3 separate regions of the Homo sapiens genome follow, and regions 2 and 3 are each linked to region 1. Evidence: read pairs that join two places in POLR2A ChIA-PET (ENCODE). Cell type or tissue: K562. All regions are shown on one strand. Each heading gives the region's core, and the rest is flanking DNA. Links, peaks and the distances in the headings are about the cores only.

The links. Peaks named below come from ENCODE experiments on the same cell type or tissue, not always from the same donor. Only the 100,000 strongest peaks of a DNase experiment are listed, where the experiment ranks them.
Region 2: POLR2A ChIA-PET joins it to region 1 with 5 read pairs; 2 of 35 experiments call an interaction of 5 or more read pairs at or near these places.
Region 3: POLR2A ChIA-PET joins it to region 1 with 5 read pairs; 2 of 35 experiments call an interaction of 5 or more read pairs at or near these places.

What each region holds. Positions count from the first base shown.
Region 1 is chr6:37,456,780-37,464,376 of GRCh38, forward strand. CMTR1 (cap methyltransferase 1) reads left to right here. Exons shown (of 24, transcript NM_015050.3): 9 at 1,833-2,031; 10 at 2,787-2,905; 11 at 4,770-4,866; 12 at 5,191-5,323; 13 at 6,050-6,229. Among named protein-coding and RNA genes, the nearest start is that of CMTR1, 27 kb to the left of the region's middle. RefSeq lists an enhancer at 3,050-3,704. In K562, for the core only: no CTCF peak of the experiment used is centred there; a DNase peak (open chromatin) is centred at 3,612.
Region 2 is chr6:37,684,964-37,692,560 of GRCh38, forward strand. The region is part of intron 1 of MDGA1 (MAM domain containing glycosylphosphatidylinositol anchor 1); the gene reads right to left. Among named protein-coding and RNA genes, the nearest start is that of MDGA1, 9.1 kb to the right of the region's middle. In K562, for the core only: no CTCF peak of the experiment used is centred there; no DNase peak of the experiment used is centred there; H3K27me3 peaks cover 3,331 bases.
Region 3 is chr6:37,778,924-37,786,520 of GRCh38, forward strand. No RefSeq gene overlaps it. Among named protein-coding and RNA genes, the nearest start is that of ZFAND3-DT, 37 kb to the right of the region's middle. In K562, for the core only: no CTCF peak of the experiment used is centred there; no DNase peak of the experiment used is centred there; H3K27me3 peaks cover 3,857 bases.

The DNA.
Region 1 (7,597 bases), core at 1,965-5,964:
ATGGTTCATCCTGTCTGCTGTGGAGGGTGGGTAGAATTTCACTGTCTAGGGCTCAGGTGTGGGTAAGAGCATACCTAGCATTTGTGTAAGAGAAGTATAAACATACAATATGGTCCAGTACTGGGTTCAGCATAAATGTGAGGTTAAGAGATAAAGCTAGGCTGGGCATGGTGACTTACACTTGTAATTCCAACACTGTGGGAGGCTGAAGTGGGAGGATTGCTTCAGTCCAGGAGTTTGAGGCCAGCCTGGGCAATACACCAAGATCCTGTCTCTAAAAAAAAAAAAAAATTTGTTGAGCGTGGTGGTGTGTGTCAGGGGTCCCAGCTACTCAGGAGGTTGAAGAAAGAGGATTGCCTGAGCTCAGGAGTTCAAGGTTTCAGTAAGCTATTATTGTACCACTGTACTCCAGCATGGGCTGAGTGAGACCTCGTTGCCAAAAAAAAAAAAAACAAAAAAACCTGGGGAGAGAGAGCGAAAGCTACTCAAGGGGCCACAAATGTAATTATGCCAAAATTCAAATGATGATTAGTCAGTCCTGAGTTGGCTGGGTGCTCCGAGCGTTGCCTGGAAGCTGCTGTTGCTGCACAACAGTATTTCCTTCCCTCTCTGTCTTGTCAGCTTCTGACTGTGCCCTGCCCCAACCCCACACCCAGCGCTGGGCAGGAGAAGAAAAAAGGGAGTGCAAAAAGGAGAGAGACCAAATGCAGTGTGGTGTCTTGGATTGGATCCCAAACAGAAAAAGAACATTAGTGAAAATCTAAATGAAGTCTAGAGTTTAGTTAATAGTAAGGTACAAATGTTGGTTTCTTAGTTTTGCCAAACATACCATGGTGTAAGGTGTTAACAAAATTGGAAACTGGGTGAGGGGTACTATCTTGGCAACTTTTCTGTAAATCAAAAATTATTCCAAAATAAAAAGTTATTTGGGATTTTTTAAAAGGTGGTTGGGAGAGCCAAGGAGGAAGGGGAGAAAGGAAGACAGAGGCTATGATGGGAAAAGGAAGGTTCCTGTGGCTGGGAGAGGGTGTTAGAGCCCCCCAGCCTTTGGTTGGACAGGAAGACCTGAGTCTAGTGGCTAGGCCAACTGGACCCTGATTTAGCTTTGTTGCAGACTGGCTGTGAACAGATTACTTTGTGACTTTGTATCTTGGTGCCTCTTTTTCCCTATCTGTATATGTGGGGCATATTCTGTTCAGTAGGACTCTTGAAAGGCAGGATATGGTGAGGAAAACACTCTGAGAGATAAAAAATGTAGTCAGATACCCATAAATGTTTTTTGTTGTTTTTGTTGAGACAGGGTCTCGGTCTGTCGCCCAGGCTCAAGTGCAGTGGCGCGATCTCAGCTCACTGCAACCTCTGCCTCCCGGGTTCAAGCAATTCTCATGCCTCAGCCTCCCGAGTAGCTGGGTTTACAGGTGTGCGCCACCACACCTGGCTAATTTTTTGTATTTTTAGTAGAGACAGGGTTTTACCACGTTGGCCAGGCTGGTCTCAAACCCCTGACCTCAGGCTATCTGCCTCTCTGGCCTCCCAAAGTGCTGGGATTACAGGCTTGAGCCACCGCGCCTGGCTCCATGAAGATGTTTTTATGAGGAGTCTGAGCTAGGCCTGGTGATGTGATAGGCATTGTGGGTATTTTGAGGGTGGGTGAGGCAACACTAAAGGGTGTTAATCACCAGAAGATACATTTCCTGGGTGCTGTAGCTCTGGTGGGAGCTCTGGATTGTACTTGCCGAAAGGCTTATTTTACTCTCCCTGCATTCTCCTTCCTGTTGCCCATTGAGCTGTCTTGTTTTCCTTCCTCTCCTGTCCTCCACTTGCCTTTGCAGAAGCCACTGGTGAAGGACCGGGAAGCTGAGCTTCTGTACTTTGCTGATGTCTGCGCAGGCCCAGGTGGCTTCTCAGAGTATGTGCTGTGGAGGAAGAAGTGGCATGCAAAGGGCTTTGGAATGACTTTGAAGGGCCCTAATGACTTCAAGCTGGAGGACTTCTACTCTGCTTCCAGTGAACTCTTCGAACCCTACTATGGTAGGGACATTGAGGAGGGTACTAGGAGGTATGAGGGACAGCCCCTCTATGGGGACTTCAGGTCAGAAGCAGTTGTTATCCACATGCCATATTTTCTTTCCTAGGTCTCTTACCCTGGGCTTCACAGTTCATGTCAGAATCTTGGTTCCCTCTGGACTATCCCTTTTTACCCTGGGCCTGCAGAATACAGGTCAAACACTCCCTCAGCAGATTCTCATCAAGGCCCTATTAATTCCTCCTTTCAGGAACACTCTGCTTTTGTGGTGGCAGGAGATAATGAAACTGCCTGATCTCTGGCTGAGAACTGGCAGGGTTTTTAACAAATATAAACCCAATGCCCATCTCTCGCCCTCTGTGCCAGGTGCAGAATGCACTGGGTTGCAGACAGCTCAGCAACCCACAGCAGTCCCTCTGTTCTATGTTGATTGTAATTTGACAGCAAATCCTAAGTCCTTTCTGAACAGTCCTTATTACAAAATTGATGCCTAAATGTAGGTGCCTTAAACACAACTTGGGTCTTAAAGAGAAAGTTCCACGAGTTGATGACTTTTGACTGGTCAACTCCTTTGGGACTGTGTTTCATTATAGCAGAGTACTGTTGTTCCTCCTGGTCCATCACTGTAAGGGAGCCTTGCAGGATGGGCCCTAGTTCTTGAGACACCTGATGCCCGTCTTCACTGACCCAGAGCACTCGTGTCCCAGCTCCTGACATGTATAGGGCAGATGAACTCACTATGACTCTTGTATTCTGACAGGTGAGGGTGGGATTGATGGAGATGGAGATATCACCCGCCCAGAGAACATCTCTGCTTTTCGGAATTTTGTCCTGGATAACACAGATCGCAAGGGTGTCCATTTTCTGATGGCTGATGGGGTAGGTTACCTTTTTTCCATAGACTGATGCATTAAGGATTTGTTATTTTAGAGGTTTGAGAATTGTTTGTTTTATCTGGTTCTTTAGCTGCTCCCAAAGATGGTATTTCACAGTTCAGATTGTAGAGAATGCATTTTTATTCTTTTTATACATTTTTTAAATGATAATTGTGTAGAGACTGATGTTGTGGATACCTTTGCCTGGAGCAGGGTGATCTTGGTGTTGCTCCTGGTGGAGGCTGTCTATACATGGTCACCTGTAAGCCTCTCATAGGCTGACAGATGGCCACCTAACCAAAGACGGCAGCACAGAGGAATCCACAGGAGGCTCTTGTCAGGGCTGGGTTAAAGTGAATGTTCAAGAGGCCTTGTCTATGGGCAGCTGCTTGAGGCACAGAGGGAAGCCCATTGCAGCTTTGTTCAGCAGAAGCTCTCACCCAGTAATCTGACAATGCAGGCATTCCTTTCTGGAGTGAGCCACCACTTACTCTAGAGGAAGGACAGACAATTTGGCAGCTGCTCCAGGATCATATAGCTAGAGTTGAGAAAAGCCTCTGGGACTCTTTGGGTGGCCTCTTAAGCAGTAGCTGTGTGGCTAGTGAAGGAAGGTGGGCAGGATGTCAGCATGATATCCAAAGATGCCTAGGCTCACCAAAGCACTGTGCACAGCAGGGAACAACAGATGACAGGCTTGGGGCTGGCTGTGAGGGAGGGGCTGCTCTGGCTGAGCAGATGTGGGAGTCTGATAGCGCTAATGAGGCAGCTGTTGCTGTGCGGCAGCTATAGAGTTGGAAGCTCAAGGGCTTTCTGCTTCAGCACTTCAGCAGTGTAAAGGGGTGACCTGGGCTTTTTTTTTTTTTAATTGACCCCATAATCAGGCATGCATTTTGAGAAGCATCTTTAAGTCTGGAAGACACTCCTAAACATTTCTTATCCTGAGTCCTTTAGCTATCACTTCTGTAGAACTGAGTCAGGGACACCTGGGGCGTGTTTAATAGAGGGCAGCGTCCTTTTTTCTTTATTTTATTGTAAAAAACACAAATTTGATCATCTTAATCATTTTTAAGTGTTAACAGTAGTGTTAAGTCTATTCACACTGTTGTGCAACAGATTTTCAGAAGTTTTCATTTTGCAAAACAGAAACTGTACCCATTTAACAACACTGTGCCACCTGATGTCCCCTGGCCTCCTTTACTTTTATGTAAGCCTGACTCTGTCTCCTGCTGGGATCTCACAAGGAGGGAGACCACTCTAGAAATAGCATCACACATTCTTTCAGTAAATACCCTGGCCAGAGAGTCTGCCAGCTGGATACAAGAGGCACCGTGGTCTTAGGACAGGAAAGGGGGTATTGTAAGTAAAACCTGAGTCAACAGAGAGAGATTACTGTGACTAGGAAAGTTAACTTTTCTCCTTCACCAGAGTGGGAAGCCGAAGCAGAGTGTTCTCACTGTACTCACTCCCTGGTCTTGTTAGGACTCACCAGAGCATTCTGTTTCCTATGTTGTGGTTGACCTCTGACTAGCCAATATTTTGCCTCTGTTCTGCCTTACTCTTCTCTGGATTCCCATGAGTTAAAACACATTCTAAACCATCTCCTTGGAAAAGCAGGCTTGGTTCCATCCCCTGAGAATGACAGAGCAGGAAAGTGGAGCTGGTCCAGTAGTAGGCCTGGGTCCTGTGCTTACTCCATCTAACAAGCCCAGTGACCTTCTAAAATAACTCAACACTGAGCTGCTTCTTCATCAATCAGATGGTGATCAGTGAAAACACTTCAAGAACTCTCGATGAAGATGAGGTAGTGATGTTATTCTTAGTCCTTCTCTTTTCTCTTTCCCACCCCATTCCTTGTGCTCTCATTTCAGGGTTTCTCGGTGGAGGGGCAGGAGAACCTGCAGGAGATCCTCAGCAAGCAGCTGCTTCTGTGTCAGTTCCTCATGGCGCTGTCCATTGTCCGGACAGGTGACACTTCCTCAGCTGTCTCCTCACCCCAGGACCCACTTAGAGGCCCTATTGGACAAGAACATGTACAAGGGGTTGGTGGGGAAGTTAAAAAAATCTGCTTATATTAGAGGACAGGTAGCTAAATGAGTAATTTAGGGAAGAAAGGGCTGTGGAATCCTCAAAGTCCCCTCCAAAGATGGTTCTCCCCCTTAAATTGTCTCTGAGTTTTAACAGACCCAGGTGCTGGTTTCCTTGACTTTGTCATATTTACTCCCAAGACTACTTCACCCATCTCTTGGAATAGACCCATTGGCTGCTTTTGGTGTTTTCTCTCTAATCTAGGAGGCCACTTCATCTGTAAAACCTTTGACCTGTTCACACCGTTTAGTGTGGGGCTTGTCTACCTGCTGTACTGCTGCTTTGAACGAGTTTGTCTCTTCAAGCCTATTACCAGCCGTCCTGCCAACTCAGAGAGGTGAAGCCTTTCTCTCTATATTAGCCAGATTAATTGGCTAAATGTCAGAACAGCAAATCATGGTGCATCTCTCTGGCATGACCTCTTAAGCTACGTTTAAAACCTTGACTTTAAAGAAGTGATGAGAGCCAACAGGATTCAGGATTCCTGGATCTTTTGGTCTTGTGATATGCCAGTTCAGCCTCTGCCTCCTTCTTCCAAGCCTTATGCTCCATGCTTATGTGAGGGATTCTCAGCTTGGCCAAGGAGAAAGTGACCAATAGTAGGGACACTTCAGGGGTCTTGGGCTGGGAAGGGGCAAGGAGCCGCTATCCAGAGGCACTACTGGGGTCCCAGTGTGACACTGCCCACACACAAGGTGAGAGAAAATGCAACCAATCAGAATTGCCCGGTGGCTTTGTTACAAACACATATTTCTGGGCCTTCTCCTGGGAGAGTTTGATTCATTAGGTCTATAATTTAACAGACTCCCCAGGTGATTGTGACACAGCCCGTCTGTCACAGGGAAGTTAGGAACTACTGCGATAGAGAGTAGAAATAGAGCTCAACAGAGAAGGATTTGAGGGGAACTTTAGCACCACAAAGGGTCTGTGTTGTTCTTTGTGCGTAGGCCTAAGGTTGAACAGGGAAGCCATTAAGCTTTGTGATTCCACAAGGGGTTGGGGGAAAAGGAATGTATGGGGAGGAAGCCCTTGCTCGGTGGAGTGACAGAGTATCTTCTGCCAGGTATGTGGTGTGCAAGGGCCTGAAGGTGGGCATAGATGATGTTCGGGATTACCTCTTCGCAGTGAATATTAAACTCAATCAGCTGCGGAACACGGATTCCGACGTCAACTTGGTGGTCCCCCTGGAGGTGATCAAGGGAGACCATGAATTTACTGACTACATGATACGGTCCAATGAGAGGTAAGCCAACGGGCTGGTTTTTGCTGGTAACACTGAGGTCCTAAGGAAGACCAGAGAGTGAAAGACTGAATGGTTGGCTCTTGGTATCACTTTGTCAACCCTGACAAATTGGCAACTGGGTTTGGTCTGCTGGTTTCAGGGCTCCCTGGGACTTTGGTTAGTTACCCTCAGGGACCCCCATCCTGCTGCCATGCCCTATCCCAAGGGTGGCAGGTAGGTGCCTGGCTAGTATAGGCCTGCCTGCAGGAGCCTGTGTATAACAGTGAAAGCTGACAGAGCAGCCTGTGTCCCTGGAGGCAGGAGTAATTTCCCTTTAATTGCTGCTGTTTGTAAAAGGCCATCATGCTTGTTGCCTGGTGAAGTCCCTGTTTGGAGGCAGGAGATGGATGGAAAGCATGTGTACAACATGCTTTGGAAGTGCCCAAACTTTTGCCATTTCTTCATGAGTTCCCCAGCTGGTGATCCAAATGCTGTTTTCTGTATCTTCTTTGTTTTCCCCACTCCCTGTTAGTGGTAATAATTTAAAGTTGTGACATTTGGCTTAGTTTTCTCAGTGGGCAGGCCTTTGAAAAAAGTGTTTGGAGATAGGCTGGAGGGTTGTATAGTAGTAGTGATTCAATAGAAAATGCTCTCTTAGGGGGCTAAACAGGTGTTGGAAAGGCCTTAGTTAAGGGTCCAACCTTAAGTCCCCCAGAGAAGTTTGAAGATAGAGGTGGCCCTGGAGAATCATAGAAGGGGAGGAAGTCTTTATCCTATTCTCTCCTATTTTTCCAGTATTGCCTGGTGTTTTAACTTTCCACAGTACTGCCATATAAGCGCCCTCATTTTGATAGCAATGGTAGGCACCAAGGTGGAGCAGACAGTAAACTTCAGCATGTTATAGATGAGGAAGCAAACAGGCCCAGCGACCCGCCTGGCTAGGGCTTTGTAACACTTCTGGGTTATGGAACATGTCTTTTGGCTGAACAAGTGTGCATAGATGCATGGCAGAACTGGAATTCTTTTCAGGGGTTCCAATAACACAGAGTGTTTAAGCAACTCTATAACCAGCCACTTTTCTTTTTCTAAAAAAGTTGAGGTATAATTCTGTAAGTGAAATGCAAATCTTAAGTGTATAATCAGTTTACAAATGCATATATCCTTGTAGCCTACATCCCTATTAAGATAAAAAATGTGGCCGGGCGTAGTGGCTCACACCTGTAATCCCAGCACTTTGGGAGGCTGAGGCAGATGGATCACGAGATCCGGAGATCGAGACCATCCTGGCTAACACGGTGAAACCCCATCTCTACTAAAAATTCAAAAAAAATTAGCCAGGCGTGGTGGCGGGCGCCTGTAGTCCCAGCCACTTGGGAGGCTGAGGCAGGA
Region 2 (7,597 bases), core at 1,589-5,588, 230 kb after region 1:
CCCTCTCAGAGATGGGGGAAATGCCTTCATCAAGAGTTTCTAAAGAATCACTTGGCAGCTGGGGACAGTGGCTCATACTTGTAATCTGAGCACTTTGGGAGGCCGAGGCGGGCAGATTGCTTGAGCCCAGGAATTTGAGGCCAGCCTGGGCAACATGGCAAAATCTCGTCTCTACAAAAATACAAAAAATTAACCGGGTGTGGTGGCACATGCCTGTAATCCCAGCTACTCAAAAGCTGAGGCACTTGAACCCAGGAGACGGAGAATGCAGTAAGCTGAGATGGTGCCACTGCACTCCAGCCTAGGAGAAAGAGTGAGACATTGTCTCAAAAAATTAAAAAAAAAAAAATCACTTCAGGAGCGTCTCAGGGCCGAGGAGTTACTCAAGTTCAACTCAGAGGTCTCCGTTCCTGAATCTTTCTTTCTGATAAGTTGTTACAGAAAGTTGAAACAAGGTCAATAGGAAGAACTTCCCAAAATGAAGGACCAGAGGCACTGAGCAAACAGCAGTGGGGCTGCTTGGTCTCATGTGGGTGTGGGCCTGCTGAGAGGCAGAAAGATGAGTTAGATCACCTCCGGACCAGAGCCTCTCACACAGCCCATCCGTCTCTGTTCCCAGAAATCAGGAGGCTGCTTTTTCTGGAACCACAGAGCTCTTCTGCCTTCGGGGCTGAAAGGAGACACCTGCTAGCAGAGAGAGGTACCAACCGGTAGACATCAACAATCCCAGGGACATGTGAACCGACAGTGTCGGGGGGCGCTGGCAGACGGGAAGCTGGTGGGACTGTCACTTGAATGTCTGGGTGACCCAAGCAAGTCATCCCCCTCCTCTAGGTCGCTGTCTTTCCTCAGGTCTCTTCTGGGCATCTTCAGAGCAGCCAGGACCCCCACCCCCACCCCACCTGAGCTAGGCTGGCAGAGTGGGGCGAGGTGAGGATAGGCTGGCAGAGTGGGGTGAGTGAGGAGGAGAGCAGTCATTCACATTCATCTAAATCCCCTTTCATTCAAGAAACACCAACTGCCCCTAAAACGGGTATTTGTGGCAAAGACTGCTCATCACCCACCCAATACCCACTCTCCCTTTCTTTCTAACAGAATACAGATATTTTCTCAGATGGGAATGTGCCCATCTAAAAAACCCTATTTCTCAGCCTGCCTTGAAGCTAAGAATGGCCAGTAAGATGTAAGCAGAAGTCACTGCAGGGTGTTTCTGGGAAAGCTCCTTAAAGACAGCAGACTCAGCCGACAGGCCTGCCTTTTAAAGGTTCCTGCTGTCTTCCTTCCTGGAATGTCTCATGATGGCTGAGCCCCATCAGCCTTTTGGTGACCTTGAGGCAAAATGTCAAAAGGCAGGGTTCCCAACCTTTGCTGCACACTGGAATCACGTAGGGACTTTTTTTTTTAATGCAGATGACTGGTTTCCACCCCCTAGACATTCTGATTTAATGGGTATGTTGTGCAACCTGGGCTTTTTTTTTTTGAGATGGAGTTTCACTCTCGTTGCTCAGGCTGGAGTGCAGTGGCGTGATCTCGGCTCACTACAACCTCGGCCTCCCTGATTCAAGCGATTCTCCTGCCTCAGCCTCCCGAGTAGCTGGGATTACAGGTGTCCGCCACCACACCTGGCTAATTTTTTTATTTTTAGTAGAGACGGGGTTTCACCATGTTGCCCAGGCTGGTCTCAAACTCCTGACCTCAGGAGATCCACCCGCCTTGGCCTCCCAAAGTGTTGGGATTACAGGTGTGAGTCACTGAGCCTAGCCAGCATCAGGACTTTTTAAACCTTCCAGGTTATTCTAACATGCAGCCAAGTTTGAGAACCACCACCATGAGAAGAGCAGAGCACGAAGATGAAAGGAGCCTTGAGAACCTACCTTGAGACTTGAGAAAGTCATCATTTGTTTAAGCCTTTCTGGTCAGGTCTTTCTTTCTAGCAAACAGGCCTGGGGGGTCCTTATGCTGCTCCCTTGGGCCAACCCATCTGCCACAGCACAGGCTGGGGAACAAAAATCTGCCAGGGAATGCCTTCAGAAACCTCACATTTGGGGAAGTAGACAGGCACTGGACTTTGCATTGGGCAGTCTTGAGTTCGAACCCTGACTCCACCACCGCCTAACTGTAGGGCCCTGGGCAAGTCACTCAATGTGAACCTCAGCTCCTCCATCTGGAAAATGAGGGCATTAGAAAAGGCTGTGTGTTCACCAGCTCAGCTGTGAGCTCCTTGGGGACAGATGTCATTTCACCTCTGCAGCCAAGACCCACCACCCTTCCAGACACGTAGTGGGTACTCATTAAATATTTGCTGGTTTTGATCAGGCATGGTGGCTCACAACTGTAATCCCAGCACTTTGAGAGGCCAAGGTGGAAGGATCACTTGAGCCCAGAGTTTGAGACCAGCCTGGGCAACATAGTGAGACCTCCATCTCTACTAAAAATTAAAAAAAAAAAAAAAAAAGTTAGCCGGGCATGGTGGTGTATGCCTGTAGTCCCAGCTACTCACGAGGCTGAGGTGGGAGGATTGCCTGAGCCCAGGAGATCGAGGCTGCAGTGAGCTATGATCACACCACTGTTCTCCAGCCTGCAAGACAGTGAGACCCTGTCTCAAATGAAATCAATTTTGCTGGTTTTACATTGAATTGCTACTTTGTTCTCCAGCTCTGAAATTTTCACTTTCTTTGGTTTTTTTGTAATAGAGACAGAGTCTCACTATGTTGCCCAGGCTGGTCTGGAACTCCTGGGCTCAAGTGATCCTCCCATCTCAGCCTCCCAATGTGCTGGGATTACAAGTGTGAGCCACAGCACCTGGCCTCACTTTATTCTTAACCAAACAGGAAAGAGAATAAACAAAAGGGCCACATTTCAAAAAGGTACCATAATTTACCTATTAAAAATCAAAGAAAACTGTGTTTCTGAAGGAGACTCCTTCAATCTCTCTAGGTTTGGGAAGCCAAACCTAGAGAACCAAGGGAGGTCCCTTGGTTAGAAGCCAGAAAAGGGGCCAGTCTCCTGGGCTCTTGGCCTGGACCCTCCAGTTAGCACCATTGAAGTAGAAAGCCTCCTTGCTCACAGTTTAGAAAATAATCAGTGGATTTTGTTTTTTTCCCAAGACTCCAGGGTTCAGATGAACTTTGTTGAAACTAAGCTTGGGCAGTAACCTGGAAAACCAGGAAATGCCCTCAGAAAGTCCAAGGGAAGAAGACATCTGTTTTGGTCTGGCTTTTTCAGACACACTGTCTACACCAGCTGTGCCCAAGAATCATCTAAACAGCTCTTACAACCACAGATGCCTTGATGCCACCTGCAGGGTTTCTGATTCAGGAGGCCCGGGGTGGGGCTGGGCATCTGTTGTTGAAAAAGCTCTCCAGGTGGTTCTGACATGCGCCAGGGCTGAGAACCACTTTTCTACACAGCTTCCAATCCTCCAGATAATTAATGTATCTCGGCTGAGTTTCTGGGCCTGGAAAGGAACCAAGAAGAGCCTGGGGTGGAATCTTCAAAGCCAGCCAAGCAGTGCCCTCGAGTCTGCTCAAGCCACCACCCAGCCACCAAGGTCACCCACCCCTGCAGCTCCAGCCTTTCACAGGCAAAAGGCTGGGCTTGGGGAAGGGGAGCTGCTATTCCAGCCTCCCTGGCCTGCCACATTTCTCAAAAGCACAGCCTATACCTCCTGTTGCCACATGCCACCCACACCCGGAGCTCCCTGCCATCTGCCTGCCACCCTCTCTGCTCTCGTGAAACGGAGTCCCCATAGTTCACCTTCGAGTTTACAAAGTGCTATCACTCCTGGGCTTCTCTGTAATCCCAAAAGGTAAGCGTGCCTAAACCAGGCTTCACATGGGGAAACTGAGGCTCAGAGAGGCGAGGCCATTGGGCAAGGACCCTCAGAGGCAACAGGCTGCCCACCTGGCCCTCCAACCCGAGTCCAGACTTCTTACTTGAAGCCCTCATTTTGCACAGCGCAATCCCTGGTCTAGCAGCATCGGCACCACCAGATTCACGCAGAATCTCAGCCCAGCCCCAGCCCCGCTGAATCAAGAATCCGCATTTCCACAAGATCCCAGGGGAGACTTGTGCACGGGAAAGTTTGAGGAGCCCCACTCTGTGCTGCAGCTGCCCCGAGCTCCCCAGTCCCCCGGTGGCCCTTTCTCATTCCTCCTCCTCCTCTCACAGACTCTGTCACAGACCCTCGGGTCATGTCCCCTCTCAGGCCTCCTCCCGCCCCCTAAACATTGGTGCTCCCCAGGGCTCTGGCCTCAGCCCAATCCCTTCTCTCTACTTTCTAATCCCTGGCAATTTTATTCCACCTCATGGTTTCAACCCACATCCTTCTGCAGACATAAATCCAGATGTGCAAATCTACCTCTCCTGAGTTGATCTCTCTCCTGAGCTCAGTGCTCATTGTCCACCCGATTTGTCGATATCCCCCCCAGACATGCCAGTGCCAGAATCCCATGAAGTTCAAAACTTCACTCACATTGTCACTAAAACTATTTACTGAGGCCTTGCTACGTGCCAGGCACTGTGCTCAGAGCTTCCTAAGCACCGTCTCATCACAAGCCCACGCAGTGAGTACGATGATCTCCATCTGACAAGCGGAGAAGCCACGGCTTAGAAAGCAGATGTAACTTCCTGGGCTTTTACAGCTGGTGTGGGGCAGAGCTGGGATTCAGACCCAGGTTTCTTATGCAGAGGTCGAGGCTCTTAACTACTTCACTTCCCCAAACCTGTCTGACTTCCAGTGGCTTTTGTTCAACCTGTTATCACTGTGTGCCAAGTCTCCCAGCTCCAAACCTCAGAGCCGTTTGCAGCTCCTATTCCTTGCCTGAACTCTTTCCGATACACTTTTAGTGCTTAATGATGGTACAATCTTGTGTCTTGCCTTTTGCAACAGCCTCTAACTGGTTTCCTTCCTCCACCCTCAAACCCCTACCATCTATTCTCTACATGACAGCCAGAGAGGTTCTATTAAAAAGGTGTCAGTTCATGTCCCTTCTCTGCTCAAAACCCTGCCATGGTCCCCTATCTCATGCAGAACAAAATCCAGAATCCTTTCATAGCCTTCAAGGCTCCAAATGATTGGACCTACTAACTCTCTGGCCCCACCTTCTACTGCACTCCCCCTGGCTCATTCTGCTCCAGCCACATTGGACTCCTCACTGTTGCTCCAACAGGCCAGGGCCTTTGCAGCGGCTATTCCTCTGCCTGGAACACACCTCCTGCAGATGCCCACAAAGCTCCCTAGGACTCCCCTGGACAACTGCAAAGCCTCCTGACAGTCTCTCCAGCACGGCCTCCTCCCACACACAGCGGCATGGCTACCTGGCCCATAATATGGCTTGCATCAACCCAGCTCCCTGTTTGACATCCTCCTTACAGCTTTGCAATGAGCAGTTCTGGGTTCAAGTCCAGGTCTGCCACTTGGACAAGGGACTGATAAATGACTTTCTCAAGGAGTTGTGATGAGACTGAAGATAATGCATACTTATGATCACAGGCTGGACAGTCAATGTTAGCAATGTTTAATATTATTCCTGGCCAGGCACAGTGGCTCACGCCTGTAATCCCAGCACTTTGGGAGGCTGAGGCAGGCAGATCACAAGGTCAGGAGATTGAGACCATCCTGGCTAACATGGTGAAACCCCGTCTCTACTAAAAATATAAAAATTAGCTGGGTGTGGTGGAGTGTGCCTGTAGTCCTAGTTACTCGGGAGGCTGAGGCAGGAGAATTGCTTGAACCTAGGAGGCAAAGGTTGCGGTGAGCCAAGATTGTGCCACTGCACTCCAGCCTGGGTAACCGAGACTCCACCTCAAAAAAAAAAAAAAAAATCCTTTACTGTTCCAGCCCTAACGGCCCCAGTTCCCTTTCAGCTTATGCTCCAGCCCAACTGAACAGCTCACGAACTCCTCACACACTCGGGTTCCTTAGCTTCCAGGCCTTTGCCACAATGTGCCCTCCACCTGGAATGCCCCTCTCAATCCTTACTTCTATTTGTCAAGGCCAGTTCAAATGCTCTCTTTTCCACAAGGCCTTGGAAGCAATTACTTCAACCTTCAAATTCTCACAACCTTTTATCCGCCCTTGCTACATGACATTTATCAAAATCTCCCCCTACCTTACATGTGATTCCCCTTCTCCTTCCATCTTATTCATCTCAGTAGCCCTGCCAATGTCCAGAACTGAGTCTTACTCAAGGTAGAGGCTCAGTGAACATTTAATGAATGATGAGTGAAAGGAACACCACACTGCTTTCCTTCCCTGCAAATCAGAAGATCCGGTGGGACTGAGTCTTAGGGCTACTTCTTACCAGCTGTGCAATGTTGATCAGGTCACTAAAACTCTTGGAACCTCAGTTTTCTCATCTGTTCAATGGAGACAATAGTACCCCTTGTGCTGACCTCTCAGAACGTCATGGAAGCAAAGGCTGCAGAGGCATGAAAATGCCTGGTAAGTCATGTGGCACTTACACACTTATAAGGGATTGTTGTTCTGACCAACAATCCTCCCTAAAAGGTTCATTCCCCCTCACACAAAAGGATCCCTGAAAAAACCATGACCAAACGAATGGTGGGTTATCAAGTGAGGTTTACTTTCTTTCTTTATACTTTTATGTATTCCTTGATTGTTTTGCAAAGAGCACATGTTACTCATAGTAGTTACTCATAGTGTTATTCATAGACTTGAGGAAAAATGAGATTTCATTGTTGAAAAACAAAAATATTCATTCCTTTGAGCTAAGCCTTGCTCTTGCCTCCTGTATCAGCATTTAAATACCAGAGAAGCCCCTTGGTACATAGTACCTTCTAGCAGCAGATGTATGCTTGCAAAGCAGGGTCTTCTGACCACAGGGAGAAGATGCAGAAGAGGGGCCATGCGCCAGGTTTATACAGAGGCGTTTCTGCAAGGGCACAAGCACCCCCATTCCCCTTGCCACAGCCTTACCAGAGCAAGAGCCCACTAGGCTAAGCTGAGCCCCAGCATCCAGCTGGCGCCTAGGGAAAACCTGATTCATCTGAGATTACAGCAAGTGCGGCTTTGGCTACGGGCAGGTGCCTAGGGACACCGGGGTGGGTACGTGGGAGCTGGAGGGAGGCTTGGAGTTCCAGAAGGCCCTAAGGAACCCTTTTCAGCCCCAGGTTGAGGAATGAGCATAACTCATCCCTCAGATAGGGTGAGGCCCACAGGAGCCCAGGAAAGGCAAGATGCAATGTGGCGGCCAAGCCCTCCCCCTGCTGGCCACATCTGGAACGGCAGCAGCTGCCGCACAGGGCAGGGCCCGTAGGCAGTTACACACACACCCGATACCTGGGACCGTGTCAGGCTCAGATGTCCGGAGGTGGGAGGTGAGGCAGGGCTCTTCCAGGACTGAGAGGCCCAAGACTTCATCTCCTAGGTCCTCTGTCTTCACCGGGTGGGTCATCTCCTAGCCCACCTTTCATGAGCCCAGCCATGAGATGAAAGTGGGGAGGGGGGCAGGGGGGAGTGGCAGGGACGTGGGGGCAGTGGTGTTTGGGGTGGGGGTGTCTTCCACATTCCTGCCTCTGTCTCACTCCTCCCAGGCCCTCCCCCATGCCTCCTGGGCAGCTGGGAGAAGCTGGG
Region 3 (7,597 bases), core at 1,589-5,588, 320 kb after region 1:
ATATTCAGAAGGTGATGGGATCTCCCTGGGTCCTGCCAGCATGGAAAGCCCTCCTTATGTGCCCAGCATGGCCTGGTGGGAGGCAGCAAGATGGACAAGCTGCCCTCAGAGGCAGGCATGACTGGCAGCTCCCATCAGCAGCTGCCGGTGTTCTCAATGAAGTGAGGTGATAGAGGAGGTCTCCCTTCTCCCTCCCTGCCCCAGGGCTGGCTGGGCCCTCTAAATGTGTCAAATGAGAACCAGGTGCAAATTAAGTGACTGAGGCACAAAGGCATTGAAGTTGGTATTTCCCATCCGAGGTACTGAGGCAAGGTCACTGGGAATCATTAACAGGTGGAGAGAGGGAGGAAGTGGGGCTATTCAGACAGAGGCTGAGAGGCCAGAGGGAAAAGGGTAGGGTGGAGGGGGAGGGAAGAAGGGAAATTTGCACACCATGAAAGGGGAGGGGAGAGAAGAGACTTGGCCCCAGTACCCTCAGTGGGTGAGCTTGGCATGGCCGCCTTGAGGCTGAGGGCTGCCTGTGCTCTGGAGCAGGTGGGGCGGTTTGTAGCATGAACAGAGGTTTCTCTGATCCTCCAGCTGCCTGGATCCCTTATTGCCCAGGGGTGGTGGCCTGGGAGGCTGCCCAGAAGGGCTGGTGACCTGAGGGGCTGGAGGTCCTGGGCCAGGCCCCCCAAGGTCATGCCAGCTGGCCCTCCCCTGGGCCCAATCAGAGGCTTGGAGTGCACAGCTGCCAACTTATGACTCAGAGGACCTGAGTAATTGACCCACAACTAATCACTAATGGTTTGCATATTTTGCATTTACTTTACATTCTCCTGGGGGTCTCTCTGCAATCACTCCCTACAGGCCCCTCCCCCTGCCCCCATCCCCCGTCCTTCTGTCTCCCTGCTATTTCCTCCAGGCCCAGACCCACAGACCCCCATCTCCTGTCCCTGCTCTCTCACCTGGGATCAGATAGGGCAGGTCATGGGTGGGAACATCCAAACTCCATCCTCTCTGACTTGAGGGCGCAGCAAGGGCAGCTAGGGGCACCTTGGGAGTGGCCAAGATCTGTCTGATAATTAATCTTCCTGCTAATGGAGGCTTCTCTGCCATCAGGGCTTTTAAGGAAACTCAGGGAAGTCCTTTAGTGCCATCAGCGCTGTCTCTGAGGTCCATAGGGGGCTCATTAGCAGCCCTCCACCTCACAGTTAGTGGCCCCTCCTCCAAATGGCTGCAGGAAGGGAGGAGAGCAGCCCAAGGCCCTGAGTGGAACTACTGCAGCCTGAACTGCTTCCCCACTACACCCCCCGCCAAATCTCTGAAGTGGAGTGAAGCGGCTCCTGCCTCTCTTCCAAAGTACTCCCCTTAGCTAGAAAGGACCTATCCTAGACAAGGAAAGCAAGGTCCAGAGAGGCTGAGTGATTTGCCCGAGGCCACCCAGGCAGCGGGACAAGCTGAACTGCAGTCGGCTGTAACCTCCTAACCTCAGGTCTCCTCTACCTCCATCCCTAACATGGGGAAAGGCAGCCCTTTCTCCAAGGGCTTTGGAAGGCAGGCAGGCCACTGATCCAGTTGGGACTGACCCCCAGGCCAGAGGCCAAATGGGATGACCCCTGGGAGTTTCCCATCATCCCAGGATGCTGGGGTTCTTTAGTACATTGAACCAGACCTCTTTCACTTTCAGGACAGGCTGTAAAGCTCTCCATTGTTTGTCACAGCAGTTTAAGGCCAAAGAGGCCTCTCTCAGTGAGAAATCAGGTGCAGAGTGGGGTGGTGGGCAGCAGCCCTTTTGGGGCTGCCCAAAAGGAAGGATCGGGCACAGAGGGCTGCAGTTTCCACCTATTCTACAAACAGGAGCACCCCCCTGAGCTAGACCCTCTGCTGGGTGTGAGAAGTCCCAGGAGTGAAAGAGACGTGTTTTACTTTCAGTAAATAACTGATCAAAATGGATGGAGTGATTTGCAGCAAATCTTTTAAAGTATTCTGGGATTCAGTTTCCCCATCTTGTTTTGTTTGTTTGTTTTTGAGACAGAGTCTTGCTCTGTTGCCAGGCTGGAGTGCAGCGGCACGATCTCAGCTCACTGCAAGCTCTGCCTCCCAGATTCAGGTGATTCTCCTGCTTCAGCCTCCCGAGTAGCTGGAACTACAGGTGCACACCACCACGCCCGGCTAATTTTTGTATTTTTAGTAAAGACGGGATTTCACCACGTTGGCCAGGACGGTCTCGATCTCTTGACCTCGTGATCTGCTCACCTCAGCCTCCCACAGTGTTGGGATTACAGATGTGAGCCACCACGCCCGGCCTCCCCCACATCTTTAAGATGGGAATCTGATCTGATGCTCGAGGAAGCCTGAAAGGCCACAGAGAATCAAGTCTCAGGGAGCAGCCACAGATGCTGCCTATTGCCACAGATGCAGATGATTCACAGATTGGAGAAACAACAATATAATTCTGCAGCACAGTACCAGCCATGGGAGTGCTCGAGAAATGGTCATGGGTACTCTTAATATTACTTTGTGGTGGTGGTGATTGCTTTTTGTTTTTTTGAGACGGCGTCTCACTCTGTTGCCCAGGCTGGAGTGCAGTGGTGCGATCTCGGCTCACTGCAACCCCCACCTCCCGGGCTCAAGTGATTCTCTTGCCTCAGCCTCCCGAGTAGCTGGGATTACAGGCACCTGCCACAATGCCCAGCTGATTCGGTGGTGGTTGCTTTTGAGATGTCTTTCTGACCTCAGGTCCCAGGCTGGAAATTCTATATAGCAACCTTCTTTCCCAGCTTCCCACAGATTATGGGGATAGAAGAAATGACATTTATTAAGCACCTGCTGGCACTGTGTTGGACACTTTGCATGTGTTATCCCATTTAACCCTCATGATTTCCTAATGTGATAGCTAATACCTTCCCTCCCTCCCATTTTAGAGATGAGAAAATTGTGGCTCAGAGAAGTTAGGCACCTTGCCCAAGGTCACACTGTTCTTAATGTGCAGAATGTTACAGGTATTAGAATGTGCATGAAGCTTTATTCATAATAGCCAAAAACTGAAAAAAAATCCAGCTACTTATCAGCAGGAGAAGGGTTGAATGACTTGTGGAACGTTCATATGATGGAGTACTCTATAGCAGTGAAAAATAATGAGTTACCGATACAAACAGCAACATGGACAATAGACAGACATAAGTTGAGCAAATGAAGCCAACATAAAAAGATATATACTACATGATTCTATTTATATGAAGTTCACCAACAAAACTAATTTGTGGTGGTAGGGGTCAGAATAATAATTACCTTGGCCGGGTGCAGTGGCTCAGTCCTGTAATCCCAGCATTTTTTTTTTTTTTTTTTTTTTTTTTGTGAGACAGAGTCTTGCTCTGTCGCCAGGCTGGAGTGCAGCGGCGCGACCCCAGCTCACTGCAAGCTCCACCTCCTGGATTCAAGTGATTCTCGTGCCTCAGCCTCCCGAGTAGCTGGGATTACAGGCACGCGCCATAACACCCAGCTAATTTTTGTATTTTTAGTACAGACAGGGTTTCACTATGTCGGCCAGGATGGTCTCGATCTCCTGACCTCGTGATCTGCCCACCTCAGCCTCCCAAAGTGCTGGGATTATTGGCACCTGGCCAATCCCAGCACTTTGAGAGGCCTAGACAGGTGGATTGCTTAAGGTTGGGAGTTCGAGACCAGCCTGGCCAAAATGGCGAAACTCCATCTCTACAAAAAATACAAAACTTAACCAGGCATGGTGGCGGGTGCCTGTAATCCCAGCTAGCTACTTGGAAGGCTGAGGCAGGAGAATCGCTTGAACCCAGGAGGCGGAGGTTGCAGTGAGCCGAGATTGCGCCACGCACTCCAGCCTGAGCGACAGAGCAAGACTCTGGCAAAAAAAAAAAAAAAAAAAAAAAAAAAGAATAATCGTTACCTTAAGGTGATGAGGGGATGAGCTTGAGCTCATGGTGATTGTGGTATGAGGGGACTTCTGGGGGTGCTGGAAGTGCTTTATCTTGATCTAAGTGGTTAGTGTTATGTGAGTGTGTGTATACTATGTAAAAACTCATCCCGCTGTACCCTTAAGATTTTTCTTAACAAAAGAGAAAGTCAATAAATAAATGTCTCATATATATCATTTTAAAAGATGCAGGTCTAAGATTCGGGTAGCTCAGTTAACTCCGGCTGTGCATCCTGGCAGGAAGTGGGGCTGGGGAGGCCGACCCTGCCCACTATCCCTTTGAAGGCACACGTCCTGAGTCTTTGCTCAGGGACAGGGGTGTGAGCTTCCAGTCCCCAGCAGCACACCCTGCTAGCAGCTCTGCTTCCTGTGTCCACCCGGCAACTCGTGGGTAGGGGCACGTTTTCTCCAAGCCGCCCCTGGTTTTGAATTGGGTGGGGTGAGTTCAATAAGACCTTCTTAGGCTTCCCGGGAGGAGGCCTGGGGATGGCAGGAGGCTGGGAGGCCGGGAGAGAGACATTTCTGTGCATTTTGATGGGCCCTGAAGAGCATTCTCCCTGAGTGCTCAATGATATGCCAGAGCATGTCTCAAATGCGGAGGATGGGGAGGCCGGCTCCCTGGCAGATCTTCATGGAGAAGCTGACTCCAGCCGGCTTGTGTGCCCGTCCCAGAGGAGCGGAAACAGAGCCGAAGCCCACACCCCCAGGGCCCAGGCCCAGCCCTTCCAAGTCCGGAGCTCACCCAGCCTGCCCCTCGGCTCCTTCATCCTCCTCCAGACACCGTCCCTTCTTCTGTCTCTGCATTTCCCATCCTCTCCGCCCCTCCCTGTGCTGCTCTGTCTCCACCTCCCTGCCCCTGTCTCTCCATCTCCATCTCTCATTTCTCCCCCAGGCCCCCTGCTCCCCGCTTCCCCGGGCTGTGCTTCCTCTCTAGCCCAATATAAATAATAGAAATTAATTTGTCAGCCAGCACACGCAGCCCAGGCGGCGCAGTAGCGAGCTGAGGAGGAAAGCTGGTCGAAATAATTATTCTTGACTTACGAAATCATTCTTTTTATTCCTGAAGGCTAATGTGCGAGCAGCGCCGGGCCGGGCTGTGCTAATGGCGGACAGCGTGGGCCTGCGGAGGGCGCGCAGCCTCTTCTGTCCTCCTGTAATGAGCAGAGCCCCCACTCACAGCCCATCCCACTCTTCATTTAAAAGGCAAATGAAGCGTGGAGAGGCACTCTCTCGGTTAATGCAGTCACAGGTGTGGTTTTAAACAGGATTTGTCCTCAGGAGCACTCCCTCTGTCCCGAAGTTCCCGTCTCAGAGCGCGCGCTCTCCCCAGGTCAGCTCCAGGCAGGTGTGGGGAGGAAGCCCCTCCGCAAGGGGAAGGAGCCGATGGTTACCGAGGCTCTGCCGTAGGCCAGGCACTGTGCCACGCACGCGACTCGCGAGCACGCGTTGAATCCTTGCAAACATCCCGGGAATGAAGTCGGACAATTATTCCCACTTTTCCCAAGAGAAAACTGAGAGCATAAGCAACTTGTGCAAGCTCAAAGGGAAGAATCACCAGTGACCAAGGGAGATCTACAAACTCTCTCGCCCCGCAAGAGGGTGGAGGGAGAGGGAGGCGGTGGGGGGTTGAGGAGTGTATCAGTCAGTCCTGGCAGGGAACACAGGAAACACGCCAAGGTTTCATTGAAGGGGCATAAATGAAGAGGCTATTTACAGAGGTGGGGGGCAGCTTTAAGGAAACTATGATAAAGCACCCAGGGTGGCTACCATCCCAGGAGGAGAGGGAAAGGGCGGGAGCTGTGGCCATGGGAGCTGGCAGCCCCCGCAACAGGAGCTGCAGCCTACAGCCTTGGTAGAGAAATGTAGCCGCTGCCCAAACTGCCGCCTGGCAGCGAGGGAGGGGGTGGATAGACGCCCTGGGCTTTATCTCCTCCTGCCTTCAGATCTACAGCAGTGCCTCCCATTGCCTGCATCCAATTAAAAGCCAGAGGGCAAGAGAGTCCAGTGATGCAGTCGTAGAGGTCAGCCTTCCAGGCACAAAGCAAAGTGGAGGACAGAAACCAGCACCAGATGAGATGTTCTCCTGGAAGCTTTGGGAAAGGCCATCTCAGTCCCATAGAGACTGGAGACTTTAGGAAGAGAGAGCCCCCAGTCTTGGAAAAACAATTCCTAATAGGAGAGACACCAGTTCCTGTTCATAAGAGGTACCAAGTTGGGCGTCCTTGGACCCAGACATAAGCTGGGGAGCCAGAGAAACCTGGATGGAACAGGGACCCTAAGAAGTGGCTGAATAACCACCAGGAGAGAGGGAGTGGCTTCCTGAACAGGAGCTGACCTGCAAGACCGGAAGAGGGAGGAGGAGAGGAGCTGGCTGAGTGATGAACAGGGGCCAGCACTGAAGTACTGGGAAGAGATGAGGGGCTACAGCGTTGGTGGCAGGGGAGCGCAGAGCCTGCATAAAAGCATCCAGGTAGGAAAAGGTGTCTGGAGAGGTGGGCAGGCAGGGACGGGGGACCCAGGATGACTCCTGGGTCTACCCAGCAGGAGGCTGAGGTCATGAGTGAGCTGTGGGCTGAGTGAATCCGTCTCCCTGCTTCATTTTGGAGGTGAGGCAATGTGGCCAGAAAAGGCTATGATTACCCCAAGCCCACATGGGAACGGCTGGGTGGGCTGCCAAGCCGGCGAGGTGAGTGGCAAGGCCTATGGCTGGAGTGCCCAGCTGGCCTCCCTGCTGCATCTGCGGCCCCTCATCCCATCCATCTTCCTCCCACACAGCAGCCACCGGGATCTTTCCAAAACACGAGCCCGATCACGTCACTCACACTTGAGCCCACTGGATGCTCTCCACTGCACGGATCAAGTCTAAAGTCCTTCACTCCTTCCAAGGCTGACAGGAGGGCCATCAGCCCCCCTACACTTCCCCGTATTGAATCATAGCGTCTTATGTCTGCGCCTTGTGCAAGTTCCCTCAACTTGAAATTCTCCTGCCTGCCCACTCGGGCCCCATCTGGCGCCCAGCCTCGCTGTACTGTCACTTCCCTCGGGATCCTTTCCCAACACTCCTCTGCCTTTCTAGTTCTCCCGTTATAAAACTTACCAGGAGACAAAGGCACCTGTCTGTGTTCTTATCTTTGTCTCCCTGACTGTAAACCCCAGGAAGGCAGTAACTTTGGCTGGGTTGTTGTTACAACCTCACTGCTCAGCAAACGCACAGTGCCTGGCACTTAGTAGGTGCTGCATGTACGTGTTATAATCCATTCAAGGGAACAAGCGAGGAAAGCTTGATGTGTGCTGACATGGAGCCACCACCACGACACACTGTCAAGAATTCAGGACAGGCTGGGCACGGTGGCGCATGTCTGTAATCCTAGCACTTTGGGAGGCCAAGGCGGGCGGACCACTTGAGGTCAGGAGTTTGAGACCACCCTGGCCAACATGGTGAGACCCCCATCTCTACTAAAAATAAAAAAATAGCCGAGGGTGGTGGCGCAAGCCTGTAATCCAAGCTACTCGGGAGGCTGAGGTAGGAGAATCACTTAAACCCAGGAGGCGGAGGTTGCAGTGAGCCAAGATCGCGCCATTGCACTACAGCCTGGGTAACAGAGTGAGACCCTGTCTAAAAAAAAAAAGAATTCAGGACAGTGTGTGTTTGTATAAAACAGAATA